2 separate regions of the Homo sapiens genome follow, and region 2 is linked to region 1. Evidence: read pairs that join two places in POLR2A ChIA-PET (ENCODE). Cell type or tissue: A673. All regions are shown on one strand.

Region 1 (4,000 bases):
TTCAAATGATTCTCATGCCTCAGCCTCCCAAGTAGCTGGAATTACAGTCATGCGCCACCATGCCCAGCTAATTTTTGTATTTTTAGTAGAGACTGGGTTTCACCATGTTGGCCAGGCTGGTCTCGAACTCCTGACCTCAAGTGATCTGCCCGCCTCGGCCTCCCAAAGTGCTGGGATTACAGGCGTGAGACACCGCGCCCAGCCATGTCTCTATTTAAAAAATAATAATAATAAATAAAAACCAGAGGCCTAAGAAGGGCCAGGGGCCCCAACCCCAAGGACTGTCTTTTCCCTCAGAATCTTACCCCAAGTCTTGAGTGGACCTTCTGGTATCCAACAGAAAGTGCTAGGTGTAGGCTCTGGGGGACAAAGATCCCAGTGAGGCCCCCAGGGGACAGAGGATAGGATATGGAGCTGTGGGGCAGGCCTCGGGGACTGTGCCTAGAAAGACCAAAGGGGGTTGAGCCAGAGAGGTTGAGCGAAGAAGCAGAGATGGGGAAGACAGGACAAGGGCTTGTGAAGAAACCAGCCCTGGGGACAGAGAGGGAACCAAGGGCTGAGACAAAGAGGCACAGCCTGTGTGGCACCAGGAAAGGCAGAGGTCCAGCCCTGACTACTGGGCTAGGTTGGAGGAAAGGAGGAGAAGGGAGCTGCAGGGCATGGGGTCCGAGCCCTGGGACGCAGAGCCAGAGCTCCAGGGGCCAAGAAGCACAACTGACTGGGGATGAGCCCCCGGGAAGCCGGAACCCAGGGGGAGGGAAAGGCTGGCAGAGGAGCAGAGGCAGGTACGGAGGAGAGACTAAGGAAAAGAGCCGTAAGGGAGGAAAAAGGGGATCAGAGAAATAGCTCAGCCTGTGGAAGGAAAATGAACGAAGCAGACCATGGGGTGGGTAGGGGGTATGAGTAGGACCCAGACCCAGGCTCTGGACCCCAAGTTTGGCAAAGCGCCCCTACACTAGGCTTTCCTCCTCCTTCCCTGGCATCACAGGGCATGTGCACCTTCCACACTTGAGCCAAGCTAGCCAAGAGCCCCCTGAAGTGAGGTCACAGTGGGGGATGTGAGGTGTCCCTTTTGTCTTTCCTTGGAATCCTCCAGTCAACCAGCCCTCTGAGGGGCATCACCTTCACCATCAGCCTCTCAGCAATTTTGGCTCATTTTTCCATCGGAAAGGAGAGGAAGCTACCACAGTAAAATTTAGGGGAGGGATTCATTCTAGAAAAGTCCCCAGAGAGTAAGATGCTGCAGTCCCACGCTAACAGCTACCATATGCCCAGGAAACCAGGTTAGGCGCTCTTTAACCTAAATCTCATTTGCTGCATACCACACACACACAAACACACACACTGGCTCACACTCAGGAGGAGCATGCTCACATCTACAGTGACTGGTGGCTAGGCAGGTCACATCCAGATTCTGCATTGTCAAGCTCTCCGTGCACATCAGGGGTTCCCTGTGTCCACAGGAACATGCTCAGATTTCCAAGCTCATTGGTTTGTTGCTATGGAAACATTCAGGCTTCTAGAACTCTGGGCACAGGGCCTGCCCCCTGTGGTGCAGAGGAGAGAAGAGATGGAGGGTGACAAGAAGAACGGGTGGAAAGGCTCCTGGGAAAGAGGCTGGCTGGTGGCACACATCTGGGCCTAGGTGACCCCTTGCTGTCCCCTCATTCCCTGGGACAATCTCCCCTCTCCCCTTTCCCCTCTGCCTCCGTAGATCTCTCCAAGCCAGGGTAGTGGGAAAGAGATGTCAGAAATAGGTGGATGGCCAGAGCTATGTGGAGGGTGCTCGATCACTGCCTGGGTCCCCAGGAGCCTTTGAGAGGTATTAGCTTTGGGTAGGGACTGGGGCAGGCTAGCGCTGGGTCCCATGCCCAGGCCTCCTTGGGATCGCTGGGCAGCCCTCCAGGCCTGAGGTACCTGACTATAACAGCCTCAGGTCTCTAGCTTCTTCAGCTGGCCCCCCCTCCCTTTCTTGTGGGTGCCCTACACCCAGAGAACCTGCTTAAAATGGGATTTCCAGGCTGTGACGTCAGAGGAAAGCCAGCAGCTCCATCCAGCCTCTGCCAGCTCTCCCTTGATCGGCAGAGCTGAGCCCAGCTTTGCTTGGCCTGGAGGGAGGTAGGGCGGGCACAGAAGGGAGGGCCTTGGGGGCTCTGAGCCATGGTCCCCATATCTGTGGCATCCAGAATGACAGGGAGAGGCTGTTTGCAGGCCCAAAGCCCCTCCTGGCTTCCCCACTATCTTCAATTTCCGCCAGTGCACGATCACCCCCCTCCCACATCCCCCCAGTTTCTCCCTCTCTGAGCTGGGTCAGGTCCGTCGGGAGGAGGAGGGCATCTCCTGTCCTTACCGGACAGCGGCTTTTGTGTGTGTCCTGCCTGAAACGGTGCCATATCCAGGCTGGAGGCGGCGAGGCGTGGGAGGGATGCCTGCGAGGATGGAAAAGCCCACTAGGTGGCGCAGCTGCCTCCCTATGTGGGATTCCCCGGCCCCGCGGACAATCCTCTCCCGCGGCCAGTAGGCTCCAGGTTTGGTGAGCAGAGTGCCTCATCCTCCGCTCCCTGGAGTTGGAGGTTCATGAAGAAAGCATTCTTGTGGGTGAACAGGACAGCTGTGGGTTCTCCAGCAGTCTCCCCCTAAGCCCAGTCTGTGTGCACACCTACTGCCCCAGGAGATGGTCAGACCTAGAAGAAGCCCCCCACTTGCAGTGAGGTTCCAGCACCCAGCAAGCACCCTCCCCCGAACAGATAAATTGCCAAGCTCACCCTGGGATGATTTTTTTTTTTTTTTTTTTGAGACAGAGTCTCGGAGCTCTGTCGCCCAGGCTGGAGTGCAGTGGCGCGATCTTGGCTTACTACAACCTACGCCTCCTGAGTTCACGAGATTCTCCTGCCTCAGTCTCCCAAGTGGCTGGGATTACAGGCACAGGCCACCATGCCTGGCTACTTTTTGCTTTTTTTTTTTTTTTTTTTTTTTTAATATGGAGTCTCGCTCTGTCGCCCAGGCTGGAGTGCAGTGGCGCGATCTCGGCTCGCTGCAAGCTCCACCTCCTGGGCTCACGCCATTCTCCTGCCTCAGCCTCCGGAGTAGCTGGGACTACAGACACCCGCCACAACGCCCGGATAATTTTTTGTATTTTTAGTGAAGACGGGGTTTCACCGTGTTAGCCAGGATGGTCTCAATCTCTTGACCTCGTGATCCGCCCGCCTCGGCCTCCCAAAGTGCTGGAATTACAGGCGTGAGCCACCGCGCCCGGCCTTTTTTTCCTTTTTAATAGAGATGGGATTTTGCCATGTTGGCCAGGCTGGTCTCGAACTCCTGGCCTCAAGTGATCCGCCCACCTCCCAAAGTGCTGGGATTAAAGACGTGAGCCACCGCACTTGGCCCCAACCTGGGCTTCTGAAATGGCATCTAGAGAGGCTGCTGGAGCTGAATTCAGGATCAAGAGGGGAGAGGGACCCCTGAGGCAGCAAGGGATGGGGACTGGGGCGGGGAGGTAGGAAGGAGAAGTTGGGTCCAGAGGCAGGGAAGCTCATATAGCTGTGACATTCCCTGGATATGGTCTCCCTGATGGCCACAGTGGCAGTCCCAGGCCTGCTCCAGGTGCCCCCTGACCCTTCCTGTATTTTCATCTGGGGTACTATGGAGTTGAAAAAGACAAAGTCAGGCCAGGTGTGACATGGTGGCAGACACCTGTAATCCCAGCTACTCGGAGGCTGAGGCAGGAGAATCGCTTGAACCTGGGAGGGGGAGGTTGCAGTGAGCTGAGATTGCGCCATTACACTCCAGCCCAGGCGACGATGTGAGACTCCATCTCAAAAAAAAAAGAAAAGTAAAAAATAAAAGAAAAAGACAAAGTCCCTAGTCTCCACATCCTGGAATCCCATAGTATTCTTGCAGGGGCTGGGGGTGAGGCTCCTCAATGATCTACCTTTCCCTGACCTTTTTCCCAAGTTGACCCTACCAGCCCTGCATCCCCTATGAATTACCCTCTCCTTTT
Region 2 (4,000 bases), 840 kb after region 1:
GGTTGCAGTGAGCTGAGATCGTGCCACTGCACTCCAGCCTGGGTGACAGACTGAGACAGTCTCAAAAAAAAAAAAAGAAAATAATGGATTTGCAGAGACTTGCTATTTAGATTTCAGACATCTGTTAACTAAAACACATGTGTAGGCTTTTGTTACTTATTTCAGTAATCTGTAAATATCTTTATATTTGAGAAAATTTGTGAGACATCTTTGTGTAAATTATAACTTGAAGAACCTCTCTTACAAGCAGGCATATTGGTAAGTAGCTGCGAGGATATAACTTATAACCAGATTGAAGTGTATAATTATAATATGTTATTATTCTGGGGTTCTATAAAAAATAAAATCTTTGAATCTATGATTTTTTGTCATTAGGGTATACTTTGGGACATGTGGCGCCATAGAATATCAACACTATTTACTACATGTTGACCATGTTAAATACATTTAACACATCTCTTTTTTCAACAGCCCTACAAGGTACATGTTACTTGCCCAAAGTCACAGTCACACGAGAACTTGTGTGGTGCTGAATGAATCTGGCTCCAAAAGTACTGTTTGGTTTAGGAGCTTTCATGTATAGTGCCCTCAAGTCTTGTAAATTTCTGCTTCTTCAATCATCAACCTCGTTCAATCTAACATCTTGAAGGAACTACTCAAATGTCTTACTTACAGATTCTTACAACTATTTCAAATGCCAAATACCTTGTTTCAGATGGTCAACATCTTGGCTACTCTTGCTGTAGTGTGCAGTGGGTTCTGTTTGTCCTAACAGAACAAAACATAGTCTTTTAGATTTTTAAAAAATATTCCTCTGGAAAGCCTTAATGAATGCCACATTCTAATCCCTAGTCTTGCCCCATGATATGATTTATCACTTTTTATTAAAATTCCTCAATGCTTGCCCTGTTGTGTCTTGAAGAAACTGTGGGCCAGAATAAGAATTTCAAGACATTTTTAAAATTTTTATTTGAGACAGAATCTCGCTCTACTGGTGGCACAGGCCTCTACTCCCAGTTACTTGGGAGGCTGAGGCAGGAGAATTATTTGAACCTGGGAGGTGGAGGTTGCAATGAGCCAAGATTGCACCATTGCACTCCAGCCTGGTCAATAAGAGTGAAACTCCGTCTCAAAAAAAAGAATTAAATGAGATCAGGAAAACAAGACATGAACAATATGAAGTTCAACAAACAGAAATCATTAAAAAGAACCAAATTCTGGAGCTAGAGAACACAATGACTAAATTGGAAAATTCCACAGACGTTTCAACAACAGACTCAAAAAAAGAATCAATGAACTTGAGACAGATCACTTGAAATTAGTCAGAGGAAAAAAAAATGAAAAAGTGAAGCCTATGGGACACCATCAGGTGAACCCATATACGCACTTTGGGTATTTCAGAAAGAGCAGAATAAAGGGCAGAAAGTTTACTTAAAGGAAACTTCCCCAATCTAGAGAGACAAATGAATATCCAGATCCAAGAACCCCAAATATATTAAAGATATCTTGACCAGGACACATTATAATTAAACTCTCAAAAGACAGAGTTTTGAAATTCATATATAACCTTTTCAAAAACTCCTTTGTAAGACCTGACCCCATCCTCTTGCCACTGCTAGAAGAGCAGCTACTGGTTAAGTTTTCTGTTTTTAAGTAGCCTTAAAAAATGACCTGGTTCCAGGGCATTAAAACTGTCCCAGTAGATTTCTGAGGTGTCAACTCTGCTGCAGACAGCATAACATTCAAAGGCTCTGCATTTGTCTCTAGCTGCAAGATCATAGGCAATCTTCTTTTTAAAAGCTATTTATTTATTATAAAATAGAAATGGGGTCTCACTGTGTTGATCAGGCTGGTCTCGAACTGCCCTCAAGTAATCCTCCCACCTCGGCCTCCCAAAGTGCTATGATTACAGGTGTGAGCCACTGTGCCTGGACTTTTTAATTTTATTATTTATTTCTGTAGACCTCCTCTGTGGACAAGCTTCTTGATATCTTATGTGAAATAGGAATAATGGTACGTTGGCCAGGCACAGTGGCTCACACCTGTAATCCCAGCACTTTGGGAGGCTGAGGCGGGCAAATCGCTTGAGGTCAGGAGTACAAGACCAGCCTAGCCAACTTGGTGAAATCCCATCTTTACTAAAAATACAAAAATTAGCCAAGCTGGTGGCACGGGCCTGTAATCCCAGTTACTTGGGAGGCTGAGGCAGGAGAATTGCTTGAACCTGGGAGGCGGAGGTTGCAGTGAGCCAAGATCATGCCACTATACTCCAGCCCGGGCAAGAGAGCCAGACTCCGTCTCAAAAAAAAAAAAAAGGAATAATGGTAATTAAAATGTGTTATCAACTGCTTAGTAGAGCATGTAAATAGTGGTCTATTCTGCTAGACTCCTGAGCTCCATGAGAGCAGAGACCTTTTATTTTGTTTTATTTTGTTTACTATTATGTACTGGCAAGTGCCTAGTATACAATAGTAATAAATAGTCTCTCAAATATTAGTTGGCTGCTGAATATCAAATGGTTGACCTCAAAGGTGTGAATTCCATAATTCCATTTTGTCGTCTTTTAGGACTTTTACCTTTGTCAAGCTTAATTTTCTCATCAAAAGAAATTTCAAGAAAAATGTCATTGATGACAGGACTCCTCATATTCACATAATATATTTTAATGGATTTTGTGGTGTCAAAGTATATGTCCCCAATCTTTTCTTGCTTTTTCCTCTACTCAAAATTGGAAAAGGTCCTCATTATAATCTCAAATCCATACTCTATTCTGGCATTGAAAGTTTCATTACAGGGCTGGGAGAGGAGGCTCACGCCTGTAATCCTACCACTTTGGGAGGCCAAGGCGGGTGGATCACCTGAGGTCAGGAGTTCGAGACCAGCCTGGCCAATGTGGCGAAACCCCATCTCTACTAAAAGTACAAAAATTAGCTGGACATGTTGGCGCGCACCTGTAATCCCAGCTACTCAGAAGGCTGAGGCAGGAGAATCGCCTGAACCCGGTGGGCGGAGGTTGCCGTGAGCCAAGATTGCGCCATTGCACACTAGCCTGGGCAACGAGCAAAACTCCGTCTCTAAAAAAAAAAAAGTTTCATCATTAAGCTGTACCAAACTTGTCACTTAGACCTTTCAAAGTCTCACCAGCAATTCTTGCTTTGAAAGGCCCCATTCTTTACCATTCCTGATGCACACCCACTCCCACACCCAAATGTGAATACAGCTTTTTACCCATGCCTGCTCACAAACAGGCCCACTTTGAGGTCAAACTCCTTGTCAATCTCCATCAAACCAAGATCCTAAGGGCTGGAAGTTTGTCTTTTCCATCATTGTAGAATGTCCTTCATGAAATAGGCATTTGATGAATGAAATCTTGCATTAATTTTGGTGGCCGGGCATGGTGGCTCACACCTCTAATCCCAGTACTTTGGGAGGCCAAGGCAGCCAGATCACATAAGCCCAGGAGTTCGACACCAGCCTAGGCAACATAATGAAACCCCGTCTCTACAAAAAATACCAAAAAAAAATTAGCTGGGTTTGGCGGCGCGCTTCTGTAGTCCCAGGTACTCGGAGGCTGAGGTGAAGGAACACTTGAGCCCAGGAAATCAAGGCTACAGTGAGCCAAGATGGCACTAGTGCACTCCAGCCTGGGAAACACGAGACCCTGTCTCAAAAAACAAACAAACCAACAAACAAAAACCAAACTTTTTTTCCTTTGTGTCTTTTTGCTGATAAGCCCCTAAGCACCTGTTATATTTCTTTTGAATCTCCCACATCATCACTAAGTTCCTCAATAAATAATTACTTCGTTGAAAAAGTTTGACTTTCTCTGCACGATCACCAGATGGCATTAGAACCTTATGCAAACATGGGTAGGTGTGTATCTGAACTGAGATTTGATAGGCAGTCATGTTTCTGTCTGCCAAAGGACCAGAGGCTGTTGTTTCATCTAATAGTTGAGAACAAGATCAGTTGGAATCAGACTTGCAGAGTAGAAAGCAGA

The links. Peaks named below come from ENCODE experiments on the same cell type or tissue, not always from the same donor. Only the 100,000 strongest peaks of a DNase experiment are listed, where the experiment ranks them.
Region 2: POLR2A ChIA-PET joins it to region 1 with 8 read pairs; 10 of 35 experiments call an interaction of 5 or more read pairs at or near these places.

Annotation. Positions count from the first base shown.
Region 1 is chr5:138,447,686-138,451,685 of GRCh38, forward strand. No RefSeq gene overlaps it. Among named protein-coding and RNA genes, the nearest start is that of REEP2, 11 kb to the left of the region's middle. RefSeq lists enhancers at 2,161-2,220, 2,291-2,380. In A673, a CTCF peak has its summit at 2,431 (motif pointing right); DNase peaks (open chromatin) are centred at 1,506, 2,026 and 2,486; H3K4me3 peaks cover 753 bases; H3K27ac peaks cover 2,131 bases.
Region 2 is chr5:139,284,543-139,288,542 of GRCh38, forward strand. SNHG4 (small nucleolar RNA host gene 4) reads left to right here. Exons shown (of 7, transcript NR_182757.1): 7 at 1-358. LOC124901081 (a long non-coding RNA gene) reads right to left here. Exons shown (of 4, transcript XR_007058956.1): 2 at 706-768. It also overlaps a transcript of MATR3 not described here. Among named protein-coding and RNA genes, the nearest start is that of MATR3, 7.2 kb to the right of the region's middle. In A673, a CTCF peak has its summit at 3,856 (motif pointing right); no DNase peak of the experiment used is centred here; H3K27ac peaks cover 555 bases.